2 separate regions of the Mus musculus genome follow, and region 1 is linked to region 2. A link is a loop called in an ENCODE intact Hi-C map of the cell type or tissue named here. Cell type or tissue: heart. All regions are shown on one strand. Links, peaks and the distances in the headings refer to the core of each region. The heading gives the core; the rest is flanking DNA. Region 1 overlaps Tbc1d24 (TBC1 domain family, member 24). Region 2 holds the start of Eci1 (enoyl-Coenzyme A delta isomerase 1).

The links. Hi-C counts contacts between places; a loop is a spot of excess contacts. Peaks named below come from ENCODE experiments on the same cell type or tissue, not always from the same donor. Only the 100,000 strongest peaks of a DNase experiment are listed, where the experiment ranks them.
Region 1: a loop joins it to region 2, with 2.8 times the contacts of the local background. A loop is called at or near these places in 5 of 42 quality-filtered maps.

What each region holds. Positions count from the first base shown.
Region 1 is chr17:24,170,407-24,177,544 of GRCm38, reverse strand. Tbc1d24 (TBC1 domain family, member 24) reads left to right here. Exons shown (of 8, transcript NM_173186.4): 8 at 1-2,114. Among named protein-coding and RNA genes, the nearest start is that of Atp6v0c, 4.5 kb to the right of the region's middle. In heart, for the core only: a CTCF peak has its summit at 3,949 (motif pointing left); no DNase peak of the experiment used is centred there.
Region 2 is chr17:24,423,307-24,438,680 of GRCm38, reverse strand. It overlaps Eci1 (enoyl-Coenzyme A delta isomerase 1), which reads right to left and starts at 11,998. Exons shown (of 7, transcript NM_010023.4): 1 at 11,939-11,998; 2 at 11,742-11,828; 3 at 5,421-5,548; 4 at 2,357-2,503; 5 at 1,340-1,461; 6 at 1,071-1,249. The coding sequence starts at 11,978. It overlaps Rnps1 (RNA binding protein with serine rich domain 1), which reads right to left. Exons shown (of 9, transcript NM_009070.2): 8 at 14,138-14,279; 9 at 12,783-13,595. The coding sequence ends at 13,496. In heart, for the core only: a CTCF peak has its summit at 1,339 (motif pointing right); a DNase peak (open chromatin) is centred at 1,330.

The DNA.
Region 1 (7,138 bases), core at 2,798-5,297, 260 kb after region 2:
ATGATGGCTTACAACTATCTATAACTCAGTTCCTAGGGATCTAAGCCCTTTCTTGGCTTCTGTAGGCACTGTGCCAATGTAGAACACAGACACAGTCAAAACACTCATAAACATAAAATAAAAATGAAGGGAAAGATAAAACAGACATTATTGTGGTGCAGTGCCCCTGACTGTACAGGAATACATGCAGTTTTACAGAGACCTGCTCTCTCATATCTTCACTAAATCTAGAAAGTTACAGATTGTACTAGTTGTTTTGTTTTTAAGTCACTATTGAGGTTGAAGTTCTGTAGCAACTACCTCAGAGAGGGCTAGCTCCTCCATAGCTCTATTCAGGTCTGTGTGACAAAGTTGTTATGTCAAGCATGAGTGCCAAACAGGCTTTACACTTCTTTCCCCACAGTATTTCCATCAGGCTGGAAAGCATATGAAGTGTAAAGGATAATTTTGGTATTAAGATTCGTATCTGGGCCTGGTGTGTGTCTATAATCCCAGCACATGGACGGTAGAGGCAGAAATGTCAAATCATCTTTAGCAACAGAACAAGTTCAAGCTAGCTATGGCTACAAGAGACCTGTCTCAATAAACAAACAAACAGACAAATAAATGGAGTCTTTTATGACTTCCCTTGTTACATCAATCTTTGATTGTGCTGTAGGTGTTAGATGCAGTGTCTCATGGCTACGTTGTTACAGACAAATGATACTTGTTTGAAGGCTTGGTCATTTATTGATCTGCATGGAAATTGTGAATACTGTATGTAGGACTAAGGAAGCAGCCAGTGGACACATGGATAGGCTAATCTGTGACATGTCAGGAACCAACCACAACAAAAGGAAGGCATCCATTGGTGTGCTGCTTGTCTGCTCTGCAGTTGCTGCCTAGCCTATTTTCCTATGTGAAGAGACCAGAGCACCTCTGCTGTGCATTATACCACCACATTGGAGATGCGCTCAGGAGCTTATATGCTGAACTCGATGGCTCATAAGAGCACTGGCTGAGTGGTGCCTTAGTTCCAGTACTCAAGAGCCAAAGGCTGGTGGGTCTCTGAGTTCAAGGTCAGCCTGGTCTACAGAGTGAGTTCCAGGATAGCTAGGGCTAAACAGAGAAACCTTGTCTCTGGGAGTAGGGTGGGGGAGCATTGTCTGCTTGTCTGGATAATCCCGGTTTGATTTCCAACACCTAAATTGTGGTTCACAACCATCTGTTACTCCAGTTCCAGGGGATCTGACACCCTGTTCTGGGCTATTTGAACACTGCATGCAAGTGGTGTACAGACGTACATGCAGGCAAAACACAATAAACATAAAATTGAAATATAGGTTTAAGCCGGGCATGGTGGCACACGCCTTTAGTCCCAGCACTCGGGAGGCAGAGGCGGCAGGCGGATTTCTGAGTTCGAGGCCAGCCTGGTCTACAAAGTGAGTTCCAGGACAGCCAGGGCTATACAGAGAAACCCTGTCTCAAAACAACAACAACAACAAACAAAGAAGAAAGATTTAAAAAAAGTTTGTAAGCTGAAGGCCTAAGGAGAAGTTCCAAAGCATAATTTTGCCTTTTAAACCTTGTAGTTATGGATTTTGACAAATGGCCACCAATTAGAGGAGTCACACTGCACTGTCATCTCAGCGCTCAGGAGACTGAGGCAGGAAGATTGCAAGCATGGGGCTGGTCTGACCTAACAGGGAGTTTTAGGCTGGCCTAGCTTACATAAAGACCTTATCTTTTAAAAAAGAAATAGGGGGCTGGAGAGATGGCTCAGTGGTTAAGAGCACTGACTCCTCTTCCAGAGGTCCTGAGTTCAATTCCCAGCAACCACATGGTGGCTCACAACCATCTGTAATGAGACCTGACGCCCTCTTCTGGTGTGTCTGAAGACAGTACAGTGTACTACACTGTATACTAAATAAATAAATCTTTAAAAAAAAAAAGAAACAGAAAACAATGTGGTCCCCAGCTGACCATCGGAGTGTCTGGATGAGTAGCCAGCATACTCGTGCTTACAAAGCAAAAGTGTGGACTTGCAGCAATATACAACTTTGTGATGTGAAAATAAGTGATTTGGTTAGTGTTAGTATGTTTCCTAAATAAAGTTAGTATCTGTTGAAGAGGTATCTTTGTACATCTGTGTCATGAGAGTACAGGGTGGGAGGCTCGTCACACCTTTCTCGCAGGATATACTGTTTACCTCTTGAGAAGGAATAGACCAAGGATCGATCAAGTAGAGCTAAAGCGACGAGGCTGCACAGAGGCAAGTATAGCCTCTGCTGGATTTGCACTGCCAGCCACAGCTTCCTGACCTTGCTTTTCTGCCTTTTGGTCCTCACAACTCGTCATTTGGAGTAAATGGAGAAGGACCACTGTCAGGAATCGTCATCACATATCTCCAGTCATCTTGGTTCCTGTGAAACAAAACTCAGTATCAAAAGGCAAACTCCCATCTCTCATGCAAAAGGAGACTGTTTTACTCGGACATTTGTATAAGTTAATAGTGACATCTTTCCTAATGCCTTGTATACCTCTTTAAATACTGTTTTACTTTCTTGCTTGAAACAGAGTGTCCTAGAGTACCCAGGCTGTCCTTTAACTCACTCTGTAGCCCAGACAGACCTTGAACCAATAGCCCATCCAAGTAGGGGAGATTATAGGCCTATACAACCAGGCCTAGCAGAACATTTTCCTTTGAACTCTACACAAATGCCAACTACCCTGCCTGGTTCCTCCCTGTAAGACTTGTGGGCTCTGTACCTGCAACTCCTCTGGGACCCCACTTGCTTCTCCATGAAACAGCGGCAGCCAACTTCTCTAGTTCTCATCCCCAGATTGGCCACAAGGGTAAATATGGCCTGTGGTCTGCTCCTTTGCTGTCTCCTAGTACAAGGGCTTTGCTGTGTTGCAGGTTACTTCAGAGGATGCTGGGAGGCCTAACCCAGTTTGTGAAGTGCTTGTCTACTAGGCCAGCAGAGACTTGACCCTAGGACTACACTAGCATTGCTCCAGTGAGCACTGGTTTTCTGCAGTTCTTCACAGGAATCCAGAACCGCTGTTTGTAGGCTGTTTACTACTGCTCAAACACCTTCTGGTGGAAGACTGGGCTCTGGTGTAGCTCCTAAAACACTGCTGCTTTCCTGCCCTCCACCCTCCGGGGCACGAGTGCTGGACATTGCAGAATAAACAGCTGCTGCACTGCTGGTTTGGTACAGGGCATCTCCAAGGTTTGTCCTGCACTGCCAGCATTCCCTAAACTTGCTCTTTCCTCTTACTGTCAGTGCTCAGGACCATCCTGTGACTGGCACTGAGTCATGGACAAACACAAGGAGCACACCTGTGAGCTCAGGACTTGGGAGTTAAGAGGCCAGAGGATCAGGAGTTCAAGGCCAGCCTAGGCTACATTAAGCCTCCCACACATGTACACAAAGAAGAAAACTGGGTTGCATCTTTTTCCTGTTTTAAACATTTTCATCTTTTTTTCTTTTCTTTTTTGTTTTTCAAGACAGGGTTTCTTTGTATAGCCCTGGCTGTCCTGAACTCACTCTGTTGACCAGGCTGGCCTTGAACTCAGGGATCCATCTGTCTTTACTACCATGCATGGAATTAAAGGCATGCGCCACCACACCCTGCAACCTTTTCATCTTTTAAGACTTAATTTAGGGATCAGCTTTTTCTGGGTCCTCATGACGGAGCCCCAGATCCTCCTTCTGGGCACACATCCCTTTATCTAGCAAACCCATTTCTGGCTTCCTTTGGGAGATTTGTCCAGGGTCGCGTGTGCTCCCACAACAGGCTCCCAGCTCAGCATTGCTTTCCTGATAGTGTGTTCCCACTACCAAGTGGAGAAACATAGGGTCAAAGACAGATTGGGGTTTATTCAACACCTGACAACCAGCTTCCAGAGCCAAGGTTACAGTAAACTAATCTCCTATGCCCCCTAGTGGCAGAGCTGCCTCACTGCCTGCCTGTTTATCTTCAGCGTTAAGAACCAATCACTCTTGCACTCTTGAAGTTTGGAATTTTTGCTAGAAGGAAGGGTTTCTCTGTCTCTAGAACCATTGCCTTGTAAATATGTATCTAGTGTCTCTCTTGTGGTCTGATACATAGAAACAGTGTAGATTTGCAAACCATGTGATATTCAAACTTATCGAGGAGCCCAAGCAGAGCAAGACAGATTCTGTGTTTATTGGACTTTATTAGTTTTTATTTTATTTTAGACAAGGTCTCCATATGTAGCTTTGGCTCTCCTGGAACTTGCAATGTAGACCAGGCTGACCTTGAACTCCTAGAGATCCTTTTACTTCTGAGTCCTGAGTGCTAAGGCTAAAGAGTGTGCCACCACGAGCAGCAGGGGTTTTTATTTCTGTGGGTGATCACCTGCACATATGCCCGTGTGCCATGGGACCAGAGGATGGCGTTAGACTCCCTATAACAAGTTACAAGACAGCCATGAGCTGTCATATGGATACTGGGACTAAAACCCAGGTCTTCTTCAAGGGCAGCAAGTGCTCTTAACCGTTGAGCCTTCTCTCCAGCCCTCCCTGTTGTTATTTCTTTGATCCGTAGTCTATAGGTATTTATTTCTGGTGCTAAGAATTAAATCCAGGACCCTATGCACGCTGCTAAACACACACTCTACAGTGCCACCCTTATGTCTGTATAGCCCAGGCTAGCCTCAAGATTTCCCATCCTGTTCAGCCTCTTAAACACTGGGATTACAGATGTCCACTGCCATACATGGCTCAACTAGTTTTTAGTTTAATTTTTTTTTTTTTTAAAGAACAAGCTGCCGCCGGGCAGTGGTGGTGCATGCCTTTAATCCCAGCACTTGGGAGGCAGAGGCAGGTGGATTTCTGAGTTCGAGGCCAGCCTGGTCTACAAAGTGAGTTCCAGGACAGCCAGGGCTACACAGAGAAACCCTGTCTTGAAAAACCAAAAAAAAAAAAAGAACAAGCTGCCTTTGATCATGTTCCATTTTTCAGAATAGTACCGTTACCTATGCTATTTAATGTTTCCACCAGCCATGTCTGGGCCACACGTGGTTCTATCTCACCCAGGTTCCTCTCTCTCCACCCCCATGCCTTTGTGGTGGGTTGGAAGGAGGCTGCTGCAGGGCTTTTCCTGGGTCACACGGTTCTTGATGTTCCTGTAAAGGCTACTGCTTCTCCCTCCCTGTCTACTTCCCTTCCCCCTCCCCTTGTTCCTCCCATTTTTTCTCTTTTCTTTTGTCTCACCCCCTTTTTTTTTGTTGTTGTTGTTTGGAGACAGTACAATGTAGCCCAGGTTGGCCTCGAACTTAACAGTCTTTCTGCCTCAGAGCCCATGGTGCTGAGGTGACAGCTGTGTACTCTCAAGCCTGGTCTTTCCTTCTTGGGAATAGCTTCCCTGGTCTTTCCAGTTTACGGCTGTTTGGGATGTTAAGAAGTGTCTGAACTTCTCTGCCTCCTCTCTAGGACCTTTGGAAAGTGCCATCGGCTGTTTAAGGAGCCCAGCTTCCATCTCTGTCCCTTTCCTTATGGGTCTCTGATGTGCATTTCCAAGCCCCTCCCTCTCTGTGTCTGGAAATCCCCACTGACAGTGACAGGCCAGAACTCATGACCTATGATTTCATGCCAAGGGGGAAGTAACAGTAAAGGAGAAGGCAGGGATGCACTCTTGTGGTTTCTTTCCTAGAGTCCACTCAGAGTAGAGGCCCTGCACAGTGCCTGGAAGATCTGGGTGGGAGGTTTGAAATGGAACGAAGTGAGAGATGGTGGCTCACCTGGTAGTTCAGCCACTAGCGCGGGCCCTAGACCAGAATTGTAATTCCTTCATTTGTTAGCTGGTGACTGGAGGAAGGCTCTTAGTCTTCCTAGGTTTGTCTCACTAACCAGTGACTAAGAGTAGGCATGACAATAACCTCAAATGCCTCAGCATAGGCCCTGACATATAGTTAGGTGCTTAGCTCTGTTACTAGGGTGGCCAGATCTGGGCACCCTACTGGATGTCTGAAAAAAAAAAAAAGTCACAACAACCTTCGATGCAAGGGCCAGAGGGGGACACTTAGGGGAGGGAGAGGAGAAACATGGGGGATGTCAGGAGGACTTCCTGTGGGAAAATGGGTTCTGAGTAGTAAGTAAGGAGACCTGGGAACTGGTGCTGGAGGATAGCAGACAGCAAAGGGAAGCGCACCAAGAAGGACCTACCTAGCACATGATTAAGCAGCAAAGAATTGTGGGATATTAAGTGCTGAATAGAAAACAAACCAAGGGCCGGGCATGGTAATCCCAGCACTTGGGAGGCAGAGGCAGGCGGATTTCTGAGTTCCAGGCGAGCCTGGTCTACACACAGAAACCCTGTCTCGAAAAACCAAAAACCAAAACCACCACCACCACCACCAACAACAACAACAAAAAACCCATGGGGACTAAAGCAAGGTTCTGTGGTTAAGAACACTCACTGCTCTTGTAGAGGACTTCTGTCCAATTCCCAGCACCTACCTGGCATCTCACAGGCATTACTAACTCTAGCTCTAGGGGATCTGACGAGCTCTTCTGACTTCTTCAGGCTCTAGGCACACAGGAGAAAGAGAGGGGGAGAGGGAGGAAGCACTGGAGATAGCAGTACCGAGGCCCTGTGTGCTGGCTTAGAAAGGAAGTGTGACCTTGGCAAGGGCAAGGAGTTGGAGAGAGACAGGGTGAAGGCGTGGGGGCAAGAGTGAAGATTCCTCTTTTCAAAAGTCAGAATGGAGCAAGAGAGGGTGGAGGAAGGGCTAAAGCTGCTCTCAGTAACGTCCTCTCTGAAACAAGACAAAGGCTCTTCTACGGGCCAGTTTAAAGGGTGGTAGACTGGATTCAGCCAAGGTGGGAAGGGGACACAGGGAGTTTTCTGCTGTGAAATGTAGGACTGAGAAGGTAGCAGGATGGGAAGGTGTCTCTATTGCCTGCATGGAGAAGTTGAGGTATTAGCATTGAGACCACTTGGAGAACCCACTGGTCTTAGAATGTGACCTTGAGTTTCAAGGGAGGTCTAGGCTAGGTCGTGGCTGCTCAGGAGGGAAGGGTAAAGGAAACTAGGCAGCCTGAGTTGATAGGTAGAAGGAAGGCAGGCAGCTGGGGTGCGTAAGCTGCTACAAGGGTATCTGGAGGGCAGAGGTAGCCTTAGCCAC
Region 2 (15,374 bases), core at 171-2,670:
ACCAGGCTGGCCTCGAACTCAGAAATCTACCTGCCTCTGCCTCCTGAGTGCTGGGATTAAAGGTGTGTGGCCACCACTGCCCAGTGCAAGACAGTTTTTATTGTTGCTGCTGAGCCAGTCTCTGTGGCTCAGGATGGTCTTGGATGTGTAGCACTTCTCTTTTAGTCCCCTGAGTGTTAGGATTACAGGCACTGCCACTATGCCTGCCTCTTAAAGTTTGCTGTGTTTTATGTCATGTCTAGGGCTTGGCACACAAGTCAGTGGTAGAGAACACAAATGGGGCCCCAAGTTTCAGCCCCACAGTCCCACAAATAGCTGATATGTTCTTTTCCTTGAATTCTACTGACCACATTTTCCAAATCAGTAAATGCTTGGTAGTGCATGGAGGGACTAGCAACTGGCTCCCAAGAGAAGAGCGTTTCAAGGAGGCCTGCCTAGACTCTTTATAATTTGGGAAATCTATGAACTTAAAAGTTCAATGTCGCCGGGCGTGGTGGTGCACGACTTTAATCCCAGCACTCGGGAGGCACAGGCAGGCAGATTTCTGAGTTCAAGGCCAGCCTGGTCTACAGAGTGAGTTCTAGGAGAGCCAGGGCTACACAGAGAAACCCTGTCTTGGAAAACCAAAACAAATAAACATGTCAATGTCTGAGCTGGTGGCACATGCCTGTGTTCCAACAAGGAGAGGTTCCAGATCTGAAGAGATGGGGTAAGTAGGTTGTCTCAGGAAAACTTTAGCTACACAGTGAGACCCTGTCTCAAAAAAGTCAAACACCAAAACGTCTTGGTGTCCCTGCAGTTTCACCACATTGGCTGTATGACCAGCTGTGTTCTGATGGCTTCCCTCCTTCTGTAAGAGCCCTACTCAACAGCAGTCTCCTGACCGGTAAAGCTCACTCCTGTGTCACAGCATCACGGAAACAGACCAAGAGCACAGACTACTGTCCCAAATCCCAACTTGTGAGGAGGACTTTTGGTTTCACCAGGGTGGGTCAACCAGAATGAGAAAGGGCTTCCCTTAACCAGCCACTCCAAAGCTGCATGGAGGGACTAGCATGCTTGCTCCTTACCTGGGATAGCTAACCACTTGGTCATCACTGAGCGAGCCTTGCTGTGTACCTGATCCTCAGGTACCACCTCATCCACCACTCCCACCTTGAGGGCCTCTGCTGGTGAGAAAAGGGTCCCCAGCTGAAGGGCACGCTCCGCCTCCCGGTGCCCGATGGTGTTCACATACATGTCTTTAAACCTGCAATGAAGACATCGTTTACCTCTGAGCCATGAGGGGATGTTCCACCAGAATGCAAATATAAAGTATGGGTGCAGTCCTTTGTATTACCAGAAGGGGGCAACAATGCCCAGCAGGCTCTCATTCAATCCTATAGTATATTTGGGGTTGTCAGCCATAACCCTGTAGTCACAGCAGAGAGCCAAGAGGCACCCTCCAGCTGGAGAGGCTCCCTGCAGAGAGAAAAGAATCGGTCAGGAGGTGTTCCAGTAATATTCCTTAGGCAGGGCAGAAGGCGCTCACACTTGCAAGGGATAAGAGGTCAGAGCTCACGGCACGGCACTGGGCCAAGTATGTTTGGTAGTTATGTAAACTGCGACTGGCACCTCAGGGATCAGGGCTGGGGTCTTAAGAGACTCAAAGGCTTTGCCATAGGACTCTTTAGCATTTGGGGGGCCAAAAATTTCCTCAGAACAGCAAGTTGCTTTTCCTTTTGCAGCTTTCACCTGATGCTAAGACAGACCTGTCAGGCTGTAGAGCTGTTATCACACAGAGTGACCAGTATGCTTGGGAACCCCAAAATGGTAGTGTCCTCCTTGTGTGACCCTCATGCCCCCTAATGAGACAAGTCATCGTGTTTTCTCCAGTGTCTTACATTCTCTTTTAGCTTTCTCTCTTCAGTCTCTCCTTTCAGCTCCCATGGCTCTGATCCTTACAGCCACGCCAACTTAGAGAACTCTGAGTTTTCTTTTCTTGATGGTTGTTATTTTTCACCCTATTTTTTATTTTGGGGCACTTGTTTTCAAGACTGGGTTTCTCTGTGTATCTCTAGCTGTCTGTCCTGGAACTTGCTCTCGCTTTGTAGAGTTGGCTGCCCCAGTGCTGGAACTAAAGGTGTGCATCACCCGCACCTGGCAAGAAGTCTACTTTGCGAGGCTGAGCCTCAATCCTTTTTCTACTGCTCGATCTTCCCAGGGTCAGATAGAAACATCACTTCCTAAGTATAGATCTGCATAGGGCTCATTCCAGCTATCCAGGCCCTGGTTCCCATTCAGTGGCCTTTTCTCTGCCGTGTCTGTCTGGTCCTCCGAGAACTGTGGGTGTGTGTGTGTGGGGAGGGGCACTCACATTGATGGCAGACACTAAGATCATGTTGGACGTGTAGAGTCTCAGCCACAGCTCCTGCACGTTCTTCCAGTACTCAGCATAGTGGGCTGGGTTCCGGCCATACATCTCCAGCAAGTCCAGGCCAGCTGAGAAGATACCCGGGCATTCCTGCGGGGAGAAGGCAGGGTGGGGCCGTGTTTGGCTGGTAAGAGGGTGCTTCCATGGAGTCCAGAACTGAGGGGTCAAGGACACAGCCTGGACTGACTGCTTTCTGGGATGTCTGTCCTTTCCTAACTTCAAACTGGAACAGGTAACATTGGGTACTGCTCAGAGACACACAGGTACCAAGCTGTTTGACACCAGAGCACACTCGTGCTCAGTTCTGTCATCCCTGGGTTTAGGGGCGCAGGCTCTGATCTAACTCCCAAGGTTGAGCAAGGGCAGAAACAAAGTGCCAGGGCAGAAGAAAGATCTAGAACAACATAGCAACACACGTAGACCCTCAGTTGCATGTTTCAGATCTGATAGCTACCAAAGTAGGTATGGGGAGAACACAGCTGGAGGAAGCGCCAGTGGCTACAGGGAAGTGGCAAGGACAGAGCCATGTGTTGGGGTCAGGACCAAATCCTGGGAAATGGCTCAGGAGAATCCCAACTGGGGAGCTCCCTCTACAAGGGCTCTCAGCCAGGGCTTGAGGCTCGGCTCGGAGATTTGTTCAAGGGCAGTGCTGGAGCAGCAACTAGATAATTTGCACCTTTTGTCAGGTGAGGGAGTGGACAGACAGACAGACAACATCTGTGACTCTGGAGTCCACAGTGCAGCTGAGTCCATTTTTCCTGGGTATGAGCTGACCCACAATACTTGTGGGCTGATCTCAGTGCTTTTATGAAATGCATCCCTTTTCTGTAAGGTAAAAGACTCAAATTGTGCTAATCACAAGCCCCAGCCCCACCACCAACATCCCGTCTCTCTGTATAATAGACCCGGCTGTCCTGGAATTCATTATGTAGACCAGGCTGGCCTCGAACTCAGAGACTGCCTGCCTCTGCCTCCCAAGTGCTGGGGTTAAAGGTGCACTACTATGCATGACTGATTCAGATGCTTCGAATGAGACTGGGTACAGTGGGCTTGTGGGTCATCTCTACTGTGGGTAAAGGATGGCAGAAGAGACAGGGCTGACAGGACAATGGCCACATGGAGTAATAACAACAGGAACAACAAAAAACTGGTCTTGGTGGCAAATGTCTGTAGTCTCAGCACTTGGAAGGTAGCAGCAGATTTAGGCTTTATTTTTAATTTTTTATTGATGTGTATGAGTGCTTTGTCTGCATGTGCCTAGTGCCTGCAGAAGCCAGAAGATGGTGTCGGGTCCCATGGGGATGGGGATGGAGTTCTAGATGGTCGTGAGAAACCTGTGGGTTCTGGGAAGTAAACCAGGCCCTCTTCCAGAGCAGCCAGTGCTCTAACCACTGAGCCACCTCTCCAGGCCCCCGGAGGCAGATATCATGGGAGGAAGAGTAAAGCACTCTAGGTGATGCCTATAGATTTATCCTATAGAAGGGTTCTGAGCCTTCTAAGTCACATTCAAACTCTTACCTCTGGGCTCTGTAAATATGGCCTATGTACACATTGTCTAGTGCTGATTCCCACAAATAGTATCAACTCCATTTTCTCCTGGCATCAGGGAGAGTAGAAGCAGCAGCAGGAGCTGGCTGGACTGATGATCCCATTAGCTGGAAACCTAGCTGGCCCACGAGCACCCCAGATGAACTATTTTCTCCCTCCATTCAGCTGACACTGTCTCCTCTATCCTGGGGGCAGTTACCTTTGTCACTGTCATCATTCCCGAGAACCAGCAGTCATAACACAAACATCAAACCCGTTATCTGTGTGATCTGTCCTAATTACAGCATTCTCTTTCCTTTCCCTCTGGTTGTTTTTGTTTTTGTTTTTGTTTTTTTTTTTTTGAGACAAGGTTCCCCATATAGTCCTGGCTGTCCTGGAACTCCATCTGTAGACCAGGCTGGCCTCAAACTCACAGAGATCGTCCTGCCTCTGTCCTTCCTGCCCTCTGTCCCGAAATCCGAGTTCTCTTGCGTTTAAGACGCAAGCCACAGCCATCGGATATATGGAAGGTCTGATATGCTCTCTATTAGTTTCTTAGGATTTAATCACATGGGCGTCACATACCCAAGTAGGCCTTGATGTAGACTCTCAGCTTCCTTCCTGTCAGCTACGGTAATTACTGCTGTTAGGACTGCAGCTCCAGTCCCCAGCTGACTCGTTGCACGTCCTAAGAAAGCGTAACTGCTATGCTGCGCCCCAGACTTTATTTCCTGATGACACTGGGGCCTCGCAGGAACTGCTCTAGCCACCTCTTCACTTGAAGCTGTCCCTCGTGGCACTAACTGCTCATTTCTCCTATGTCTTCTCTCTAGTGGCCCCTTCTGTCCATCGATTTCCACTTTTTTCAGGGTACAGTCTAGAGGACACATAAGCAAAAGCTTATTTTAAAATTGCATTTGGCCAGGTGTGGTGGCGCACATCTTTAATCCCAGCACTTGGGAGGCAGAGGTAGGTGGATCTCTGAGTTCGAGGCCAGCCTGGTCTACAGAGTGAGTTCCAGGACAGCCAGGGCTAAATAGAGAAACCCTGTCTTGAAAAACCAAAAGAGAGAGAGAGAGAGACAGAGACAGAGAGAGATAGTTTTACCAGAAGCATTTTACAGAGACAGTTTAAAGAAAGAAAAAGCTAGACACAGATGAAGACAGAATTAGCCAAGAATGAAAAGGAGGCAGAAGATTAGAACAGACTGCCAGAGTTAGAGGCCAAGCAGAGCAATTCAGAAGCTGAGAGAAGTCAGATTTTAAACCTCCAAGACAACAGTTACAACAGAAAATAAAAAATACTTTCACAGGTAAAGTAAAAAGCCTGGAAACCTGCTTTCCAGGAAACTGTCCTAGAGGTCCCTAGTGGTGATTAGGGGTGCCTGGTGACTCAGCCCTGCATGATAGAGGGCTCCAGATCTTCCAGGTTCCTACTCTTACCGCAGTCAGGCTGGGGTGTGGCTTGAACAGGCACGTACCGACGTGAGGATGACACCTCGGATGCTCTTGTCATTTTCCAGCTTCTCCAGGCTGATGGTGAACTCTGTGAGACACTCCAAGCTGAGGGAATTCACGGGAGGGTTCCTTAACTTCATCACTGCAACCCCTAGTTTAGAAAAGAGGGGGTCCTCTCAAGGGCTTAGCCCAGGCCATACCTGCCCACCCCTGGTTCCTAGTCTGGCTACAGTAACTGCAGAATTTAGAGGTTTATAGGCAGGCCAAGTGGTGGCACAGGCCTTTAATCACAGGATTCAGGAGGCAGAGACAGGTAGAGCTCTGAGTTTGAGGCCAACCTGGTCTACAGAGATAGTTCTAGGACAACCAGGGTCACACAAAAGAACCTTGTCTTTAAGAAAATTACCCCCCAAACAAACAAACCAACCAACCAAAAACCTTCACACTCCTTCAGCCTGGTGTGGAGGTGCACACCTTTGATCCTGGCACTCAGGAGGTACAGAGGCAGGTCTCTGGGTCTGAGGCCAGCCTGGTGTTCAAAGCAAGTTCCAAGAAACTGGTACCACACACAGAAACCCTGTCTTGAAAGACAAACAAACAAACAAAACTGTTCAGATAGGAGCTGGCACGATGGCTCAATGGGTAAAGAAAATAAAGGATGTGGGAATTGTGGTTTCTGGTGAGGTTGCAGATGGTGAGTCTTGTGTACCCAAGGACAGCTTCAATCTGCTATTGTGGCTTCACAGAGATCTCAAATCCCCAAATAATCTCTCTCTAACCTCCTGAAGGGTCAAGGTTAAGAGTTGTCTCAGAGCCGGGCGTGGTGGTGCACGCCTTTAATCCCAGCACTCGGGAGGCAGAGGCAGGTGGATCTCTGAGTTCGAGGCCAGCCTGGTCTACAAAGTGAGTTCCAGGACAGCCAGGGCTATACAGAGAAACCCTGTCTCGAAAAACCAAAAAAAAAAAAAAAAAAAAAAAAAAAGAGTTGTCTCAGGCCCCCAAGACAATGTCACTAGCCCTCTCGAGAACAAAGACTCTGAAGCTGCCTGTAGTACTTGGATACGGGCACCCAAGCATATGTTAGATCACAGATGACCCTTCTCATCCTAAGGCAGGGGACACGGACACAGACACCATCACGACTCTTGCCCGTCCTCCATCTTTAGAGGTCATGGCAACCTAGAAGGCAGAACTAATTTAGGGAGAGGTGTGATGCTCCCCTAGCTGGAGGCGCAGAGGAGAATTTGCCAGAAATTTCTAGTTCCACCAAGGGCAGCTGTACGGGAGGACCTGGGACCACCAAGGGCAGCTGTACGGGAGGACCTGGGACCACCAAGGGCAGCTGTACCGGAGGACCTGGGACCACCAAGGGCAGCTGTACGGGAGGACCTGAGACCTGCTGAGGCCGGCACGAGGCTGCCAGGCTGTCAGCTCTGCTCATAGAGAAAGCCTGACTTGAAACACGGTTTGGTTCTGAGGCTTTGAGCTGCACATTCTCACCCAGCACGACAAACAGCTTGGCTCGTGGTCTAAGCGCCACATCCAGCCTTTTGATACTGCAGCATGTCATTTACAATGTTCACTTCCAAGAACCATATAATGGGGCTGGAGAGATGGCTCAGTGGTTAAGAGCACCGACTGTTCGTCCAGAGGTCCTGAGTTCAAATCCCAGCAACCACATGGTGGCTCACAACCATCTGTAATGGGATATGATGTCCTCTTTTGGGGTGTCTGAAGACAGCTACAGTGTACTTACATGTAATAAATAAATAAATCTTTAAAAAAAAAAAAAGACCTGTATAATGGACCTTGGTGAGGTTACCAGACAAGATGGCAGCCAACCACAGTCATTGAAAAATTTTGAAGTGTGATCATCACCCCACATACACAGAGGCACACACAGAGAAACATAAGTAAAATTTGAGATTAAACTAAATGCATAATAAAGTATCTGTCTATCTGTCTATGCTACAAAAGAGAAACCCTGTCTCAAACAAACCAAAAGTAAATAAATAAATTTATGGACAACAAATAAAACAAACAAGAAATGTACAACTAGTTACCAAAACAAACAAACAAAGAACAAGAACAACTCATGTGTTAGTTAGTTTACAGTTCCTGTTAGGGTGTCCTTGGCTACTGCAGCCCATGGGCTATAGGGTGGACACATCTGAAAACCATGACTTCAAATGCAGGCTTGTTCCCTGCTGTCTGCTCCTGGGAGCTGAGGCAGCCACTCCTGGATCCAGCCCTCTACATCCTGGACCCTCCAATAAATCTTTTATGAGATTTGCTGCCTGGTGGGACTCTCTCATTGGAAGAAGACGAGAAGCAATGAAGAGCCGAAGGGAGAGAAGGAGTGGGGGGCTGAGGCTCCTGAACTGCTCAGCTCAGCTGGGGATCCCCTCCCCTGGGAGCTGCAAGGCCTCCGCTGAGGAGGGAGGCTTCCTCTCAGAGTTGTGTGGTTCCTGTCTCAGGGACCATTGGGACATTGTCCCATCTCACAGCTGTGTGGTTCCTGGGCCCCTATGTCTCAGAACGCCCTTCCACTGGGACACCTTCTCCCTTCAGAGCTGTGTGGTTCCTGGCTTCCAAGTCCCAGGCTGCCCCTTCCACCTGAGCAGAAAGTTACATAGGCCAGTGGGCTCCATGAGACCCTGTCTCATACAAACAGTCACATTAGAATGGGCTTTATGTTCAATAGGACTGCTGTCCTTAGGAAAGGAGAGGTACAAGGAGAAGGCCATATAAAGACAGTGGCAAAGGTCTGAGTTGTAGTTAAAGCACTTGACATCTGAGGATAAGGCCTGGGGGTCAGATCCTAGAACCCACAAACAGGCTGGATACAGGTCCTCACTGGTGATTCCAGCACTTTGTAGGTAGAGACAGGATTCTAAAAGCAAGCTAGATAGCTGTACCAACTGGAATTTGCAAGCTCTGGGGTCACGGAGAGACCCAGCCTCAGTGGAGAACAGGCACATGTGTACACCCTTACTCACCCCCCCACCCCCCACCACAGAGTAAAAGGAGTTCCCACAAGCTGACGGACACCAAGGGGTGGGGCAGTACCAAAGGCCTGACGATGCGGAGGAGACCCTTCTGGAGGCTTCAGAGGAGGCACAGTCCTTCCCGTCCATGGCTTTGGACTTTACAAATCAGCCCAGTATGCAGTATTCTGTAACCACAGACCTCCATTCCAGTCACAGGCCACCCAGTCCTAAGGGCACCTAAGACTAAGATCATGTGGCCTTTGAATGGCACCTGTCTCAGGCCCCTGAGCGTTCTCCATTTTTCCAGTATCCACAGGTGACCAGTCCACCTGCCTGGAGATTCGGGGCTGGTGAGACACCTACTTTAGTTAGAGGTAAAGGTTTCCCTGACACCCCAAACCTCACAGCACTGTAGCTGCTTGCCACTTCCACTGGGAATACACTGCACTGTTGCTCCAAGCCTCAAGGACACCAAGGAGTCGGCAGCAGAGACCGATTGATCTGTGCCATGACTTGGATGTCTTGCGAGATGGCAGTGGGCGGAGCGCTCCTGACTGTTCAGATTGGCCTGTTCTTAGATCTCTCCTGTCTTTAATTCATCCGTTTGTGCAATTCCTCTTGCTCTTCTGCACTAGCAATTCCCAACCTCTCAGACCCAGAGATGCAAAGGTTTCTAATGGGGGATTAGCTCACACTCGCTTAGCCACCGCAGTAGAAAATGCTGGGGTCCGGTGCCCTTCCACTGCCCTTGGCTCCTTGTGCATGCACGTTATTTGTAGTCTAAGTGCAGAAAGCCAGGGCCAGTCTCCAGGGGTACTGGCTGCCAATGAGTACTGCTGCCTACGATCATGTGGTACTGCTGAAAGGGCTCCCAAATCACAAGGGGCTTATCAGCTGAGGCCGTAGGTGGGTTGTTAAGACCTTTGATTTAAGAGGGAGAGGTAACTGTGGCCCAGTTACAGGCTGCACAAGACAAACACCTCAAGTTTAGTTGGAAGGAAAATATCTGAAAAGTCTGGCAGGAGGGTGGACACTAGGGGAAAGGTTACGAGGCAAAAGGAGAACATGAGCTGACAAAAGAGAACAGATGAACTTGGTCACTGTGGGAGTAGAAACCAACTTCTTGGAACAAGGTGCATAGCAGATAAACTCTTGAATGGTGGGTTGAGCAGAATGCCCATTGGAAGCGCCTGCTAGGCAACACTGGAGAAATGGTGAAACAGGTCAAAAAACCCATCGTCATATCAAGTGAACCTCTGCCAAAAAGACCCTGTGTCAACTCAGAAAGAGACTATTTCTGTGCTAGCAATGTTCACAGTCTTTAGGGTGTTTATGTGCTGGGGACTTAAAAGTGTGAGCTAGAAGAAGCTGGAGAGATGGCTTAGTGGTTAAGAATACTGGTTGCTTTTCTAGAGGACCTGGGTTTGATTCCTAACACCTACATAGCAGCTCATAACTGTAACTCCAGTTCCAGGGGATTTTTTTTTTAAGTTTTCTTTTTAAGAATTATTTATTTAAAAAAAAAAAAAAAAAGCCGGGCGGTGGTGATGCACACCTTTAATCCCAGCACTTGGGAGACAGAGGCAGGTGGATTTCTGAGTTCGAGGCCAGCCTGGTCTACAAAGTGAGTTCCAGGACAGCCAGGGCTACACAGAGAAACCCTGTCTCGGAATAAAAAAAAAAAAAAAAAAAAGAAAAGGAAAAAAAAAGAAACACACACACATACACACAGACAGACAGAGAGAATTATTTATTTATTTTATGTATATGAGTACACTGTAGCTGCCTTCTGACACACCAGAAGAGGGCATTGGAACCCATTACAGATGGTTGTGAGCCACCATGTGGTTTCTGGGAATTGAACTCAGGATCTCTGGAAGAGCAGTCAGTGCTCTTAACCTCTGAGCCATCTCTCCAGCCCTTCAGGGGATTTTAACATCCTATTTTTGGCCTCCACAGGCCAAAACATACAGGAAGGCAAAAACAAACAAACACCAAAAATCCTCCAAACCCACGTACATAAATAAAATAAATTAAAAAAAAAAAAGAAAAAAGTAAAGTGTGACAAACACTTGTGATCACAGCTCTTGGGAGGTAGAGGCAGGTGGGTTAAGTCTCAGCCACACAGTTACATGAGTTCCAGGCCAGCCTGGGATAAATAAAATCCTGTCTCAAACAAAAAAAACCAACAAAAACCCCATAAGCTAAAGGGACATATGGACTTTTAAATTTTGCCTTTGAAATATAGGGACCATTGGCTCTACAAAACCAAAAAAAAAAATAAATAAAACCAGTTGCTATTTTACCTTTGCTTTTTCACTAGAGATACATAAGTTACGTACTTATTACTTAAAATTATATATAAAATATATAGGTAAATATATACATGTAAAAATATATGCCACTACCTTATTACTCTAAATTGTGATGACATCTACATGATAGTCTAAACATCTTGTCACCTTTAAGTGTATAATCCACTGACTTTGCCATGGTATAGTTTTTACTGCTACCTATTGTAGTATTTTTATTTATTTCCTTTTGTGGTACTGGGATTGAAGCCTGCAGGTCTGGCACTATTAAGGCACTTCTTTCTCTCTCCAGTGCACTCATATTCTATCACTCTGGGGGGGGGGGAATCCAGACTTTGCAGACTTTGACCTCCATGTCTAGGTTGAATGCTCCCTCCCCCTATAGACTGTGATCCTAAGCTCTAGCCCTAGCTCTGTCCTCCCCTCCCAGGTTTTTCTTCCATAAGTGCATTGTCACTGTCCTGGAAAATTACAATCTCCCCCTCTCCCCGCATCGTCACTTTAAAAAACAAAACAGCACAGGAAAAGCAGGCTCCAGCCGTAGCCCAGGTTGGCCTCAACTTCACCATCCTCCTGCCTCTGCTTGTGAGGGGAGGTGCTTCCTTCTGTTGTGGGCAGGGAGCGACCCAACATTAACTAGGAAAATGTTGCTGTGCCACATTCCAGTATTAGGAAAATATTCAAAAACGCTCCCAATCATTTTTGTGAGATTTTTGAGACACTGTCTCACGTGGCTCAGACTGGCTTCAGCTGAGTTTACAAGCATGAGCCACCGCCGCAAGCTATAATCATTCTTAACTAATAGTTTAAGTAACAGACCATAACTTTAGGAACTTTAACCAAAGCTTTAAAAACTCACCCATTCTGTCATTTAAACCGCCCGGTATGAACTTAGGTTTTAATCAGAATCTGAGTTTATGTGAGCTTATGCTCACTCCCTGCTTTTGGGAATTCCAAGAGCTCATCGTCAGCCCGACCTCACAGACCGTGTGGGCTCGGAGCCCGAGGACATGAACGAGATGTGGCCCTCCCTCCCTCTCACCTGCCGGGCCCTCCGTCTCCACCAGCACCCGCTTGTTAGCGAAGCGCCGCGCGCCGTCCACCGCTTCCCTGCGCCCGAGGCGGGATCCTGCAGACAGCCCGGAGCACGTTAGCAAGCACGCCCAGACTCTCGCCACCGCCGCCCGCGCACCCAGCCCTGTGAGGCCCTGCACCAGCGCTCTCGCCCGGGCCACGCACCCGCGTGCAGCAGAAGGCGACGCGCAGCAGCCAGCGCCATCTTGGATATCAGTGGGGACTACAGAGCCAGCGGCTTCGCTTCCAGCCCGGCCTTGCAGACTCCTCCTCTCCGGCCGGCCCCGCCCCACAAGGCCAAGGTTAGCCAGTCCGCAGCGTCCAGAGGACTGGGTTTCCCCTGTGCCAGTTAGGGCAGGGTGTGTGTCCAAGAGTGCTTTCATTCTGCTGGGGCGAGCTGCCAGAGCTCAGAGGCACTTGCAGAGCTGGGATTAGGACCATAAATCAAGGCTGGCACCGTAGTGAAAAACAGACGGCCTTGCCAGCACAGGGGTGACTGGGAGGCTTTACCTAGGCTATTTGCCCCAAATAGTGCATTTTTATTTGACTCAATACTCAAGGGGCACAAACACAAGAAGTCTTCCTTTTATTCTTTTTTTTTTTTTTTTTTTGGTTTTTTGAGACAGGGTTTCTGTGTAGTCCTGGCTGTCCTGGAACTCACTCTGTAGAGCAGGCTGATCTTGAACTCAGAAATCTGCCTGCCTCTGCCTCCCAAGTGCTGGGATCAAAGGCGTGCGCCACCACGCCGGGCTGAAGTCTTCCTTCTTGGTTAAGACTTTTCTTCTGTGGTGCACCAGTATGAGACAGAAGAGAGAACTGTCCCTCCCAGTTTTCCTGCGGCGGCAGCATCTCAGGCAGAGTCAGCTTCTGAGCCCCAGGCCGTCTCACCACCTGTCCTCCTGGCTTTTAGAAATGCCACTTTGGGGATTAAACTCAAAGTGAGTTCTTAGTTGAGTCATACAAATTATGACTCTTCTGGACTAAGACAGACAGTAAAACCAGCACTCAATTTGCATTCTAATCCTAGGTTTTATTCAACAGTCCTTTCACTCTACACAAGTACAAACACAACCTTATCTAAAATGCTACAAAGTTATAAAACTCAAAACAAATTTTATAGTACTGACTGTACAATAAAAGCAAAAAGGGGCAATGTACACACTGCCAAGGTTAACCTGCAACATCACCATGAATGGCAGGTGACAACGGGGTGGGGTAGGTTTCATGAGGACCCTGTAGAACTGGCTCACAAATTCTAGAAAGTAACAGAGACACGGGGACAGAAAGGTAACCATTTGTGGAGGAATCCTTCAAAGGTTTTAGCCCTCTAAGTTGAAGCGTACTCAGCAGGGCATGGTCGGCCGAACAGAAGAGCAGTGTGGTCCTTTGCACAGGTGTGGCACAGCGGGGGCTAGACCAGGCTGTCTGGTTCTGGGTCATCTGTGGAAATCCGTGTGCTGCCATAGGTTCCAGCTGGCTCTGCTACCAGCCTATCAAGAACTGAAGGGATGAACTTTCTAGCCAGAAAACTACAGGGCACCTCTATGGGAGCAGCCGTGAACCAACAGTAGCTCTACAAGCCAGAACCCTTCTGTAGAGGAGATATCTCAACTGCTGTACCCAGTAAGGGATCCTTCTCTACAGACCCTCACTTGGCTAGAGAAAAGGACAAAACAGAGTCTGGGGAACATAAGTTACAGAGGTACGAATCAATGTCCCTGCTTATCGGGAGGAGTTGGAGCTGGATCGGCTCCTGTGGCGGCGGCGGCCAGGAGAGCGAGACCTCCTACGCACAGGGGACCTGCGTCTTGGGGATCGAGACCTGTGGGAAGAGAAGCCTGGTCAGCCAAGAGTGCAATATTCAAACAGCACAGCTATGGGACAGACTGGCCTTTCTAAGACAATTCTTTTTCTGTTCACAACCCCAAACGGTGGCTTCTGCTATGTCTCACCCGAAAGCCCCCCCCCCGCCCCCTTCTGGTTTTTCGAGACAGGGTTTCTCTGTATATAGCAGGCTATTCTGGAACTAGATCCACAGACCAGGCTGGCCTCGAACTCCCAGAGATCTGCCTGCCTCTGCCTCCCAGGTGCTAGAGTTAAATGCGTATGCCACCCTGCCTGAAAGACAGAGGGTCTCTTGGGACCCACGACAGCACAGACTCTTGAACTGGTTCCTTGGAAGGGACTCACCTGCTTGTCAACACCACAGATTTTGACTGTCCTTTCTCTGGCCAACTCCCAGTACCACATGCTGACCTGCTTTCTACATCCAACCCCAAAGGACTAAAAGTTACCACAGCCATTTAGGTTTATAAAACCTACAAAGCAGCAAGCTGGCTTAAGGACAATTCCCAATTGACTCACCTTCTCCTCATCCGTGGGGGTGACCTACGCCACATGGGAGGTGGTGGAAGCATCCTCCTAGGGGGGCTGAATCGCCGAGGTGGTGGCCGAGGCCAGGGTGCCAACACAGCAGTAGCAGTGATCTCTTGGCCATCAATTTGTCCTGTAGAAAACAGGAACAAAACCATAAAATTTCTGACTAACATATAACATAGCTCACTTGTGGTGTGGCAGTATATGCCTGAAATCCCAGCATTCAGGAGGTAGAGGCAGGGGAGGACCCTTAATTAGCTTAGGCAACATGTACTAGCTCAAAATGAAACAGGACAGGCATGGTGGCCCATTTCTTTAATTACAGCATCTAAGAAGTAGAGATAGAACAGAAGGATCCCGGAGACTCAGTAGCCACCTTGTTGTACAAATTAAGGTCAGCCCAGCTAGGAGTATGTAGGGAGACCCTGTCTCAAAAACAAAGACCCCATCTATGTCAGGGAAGTCAGCAAGTCAGGTCAGCATACCAGGCAAACAATCCCAGAGCCCACAGCAGGAAAGGGCAGGAGTCTAGGAGACTGACTGGGGCGCTGGAGCAGCTGCGTCTTCCCAGCACACAGACTGTGAAGGATGTGCTGAAACCTGCTAGACTAAAGGCACGGAACACCAGCCAACAGTGACAGGACAGCACAGGGTCATGTGCAGAGTGGGGGGCCTTGAGGGTCAGGAAGGAGCCACTAGAAGCTGGGCTTCCTTCTGCTTTTTGAGACTGGGTCTCCCACATAGCTCTGGCTGTCCTGGAACTCACTATGTGGACCAGACCAACCTGGATCTGAACAAATCCATCTGCCCCTGAACTGCTGGGATTAAAGACTTGCACTACCAAACCCGGCCTTGACTTCCCTTCTAAGTCGGTGGGAAGCTCAGGCTGTTGAGCTCAGCCTGGGGGCACCTGCTTGAAGACTTCTGCAGCATTCTATAAGAACTAATTTCCAAACAGACAGAAGGAAAAGTTTACAAGTGATCTCAAAAGTAGAGAGAAAAGCACTGCAGGACACAAACCCCAGGAACTAAGAGTCTCAGAGAGAAAAAAAGCAAAGAACACCAAGGTACAGAACACCTAACGGCTAGTCTCCGACATCTAGGGTTGGTCCCGAGAGCACAAACCTAGTTCAGTGTTAACAAGGGCCACATGAGTAGCCAGAGGCTAATTCAGGTACACTCTCTTTACACTCCAAAGGTTTAACATAACTTATCCCAGTCTAAG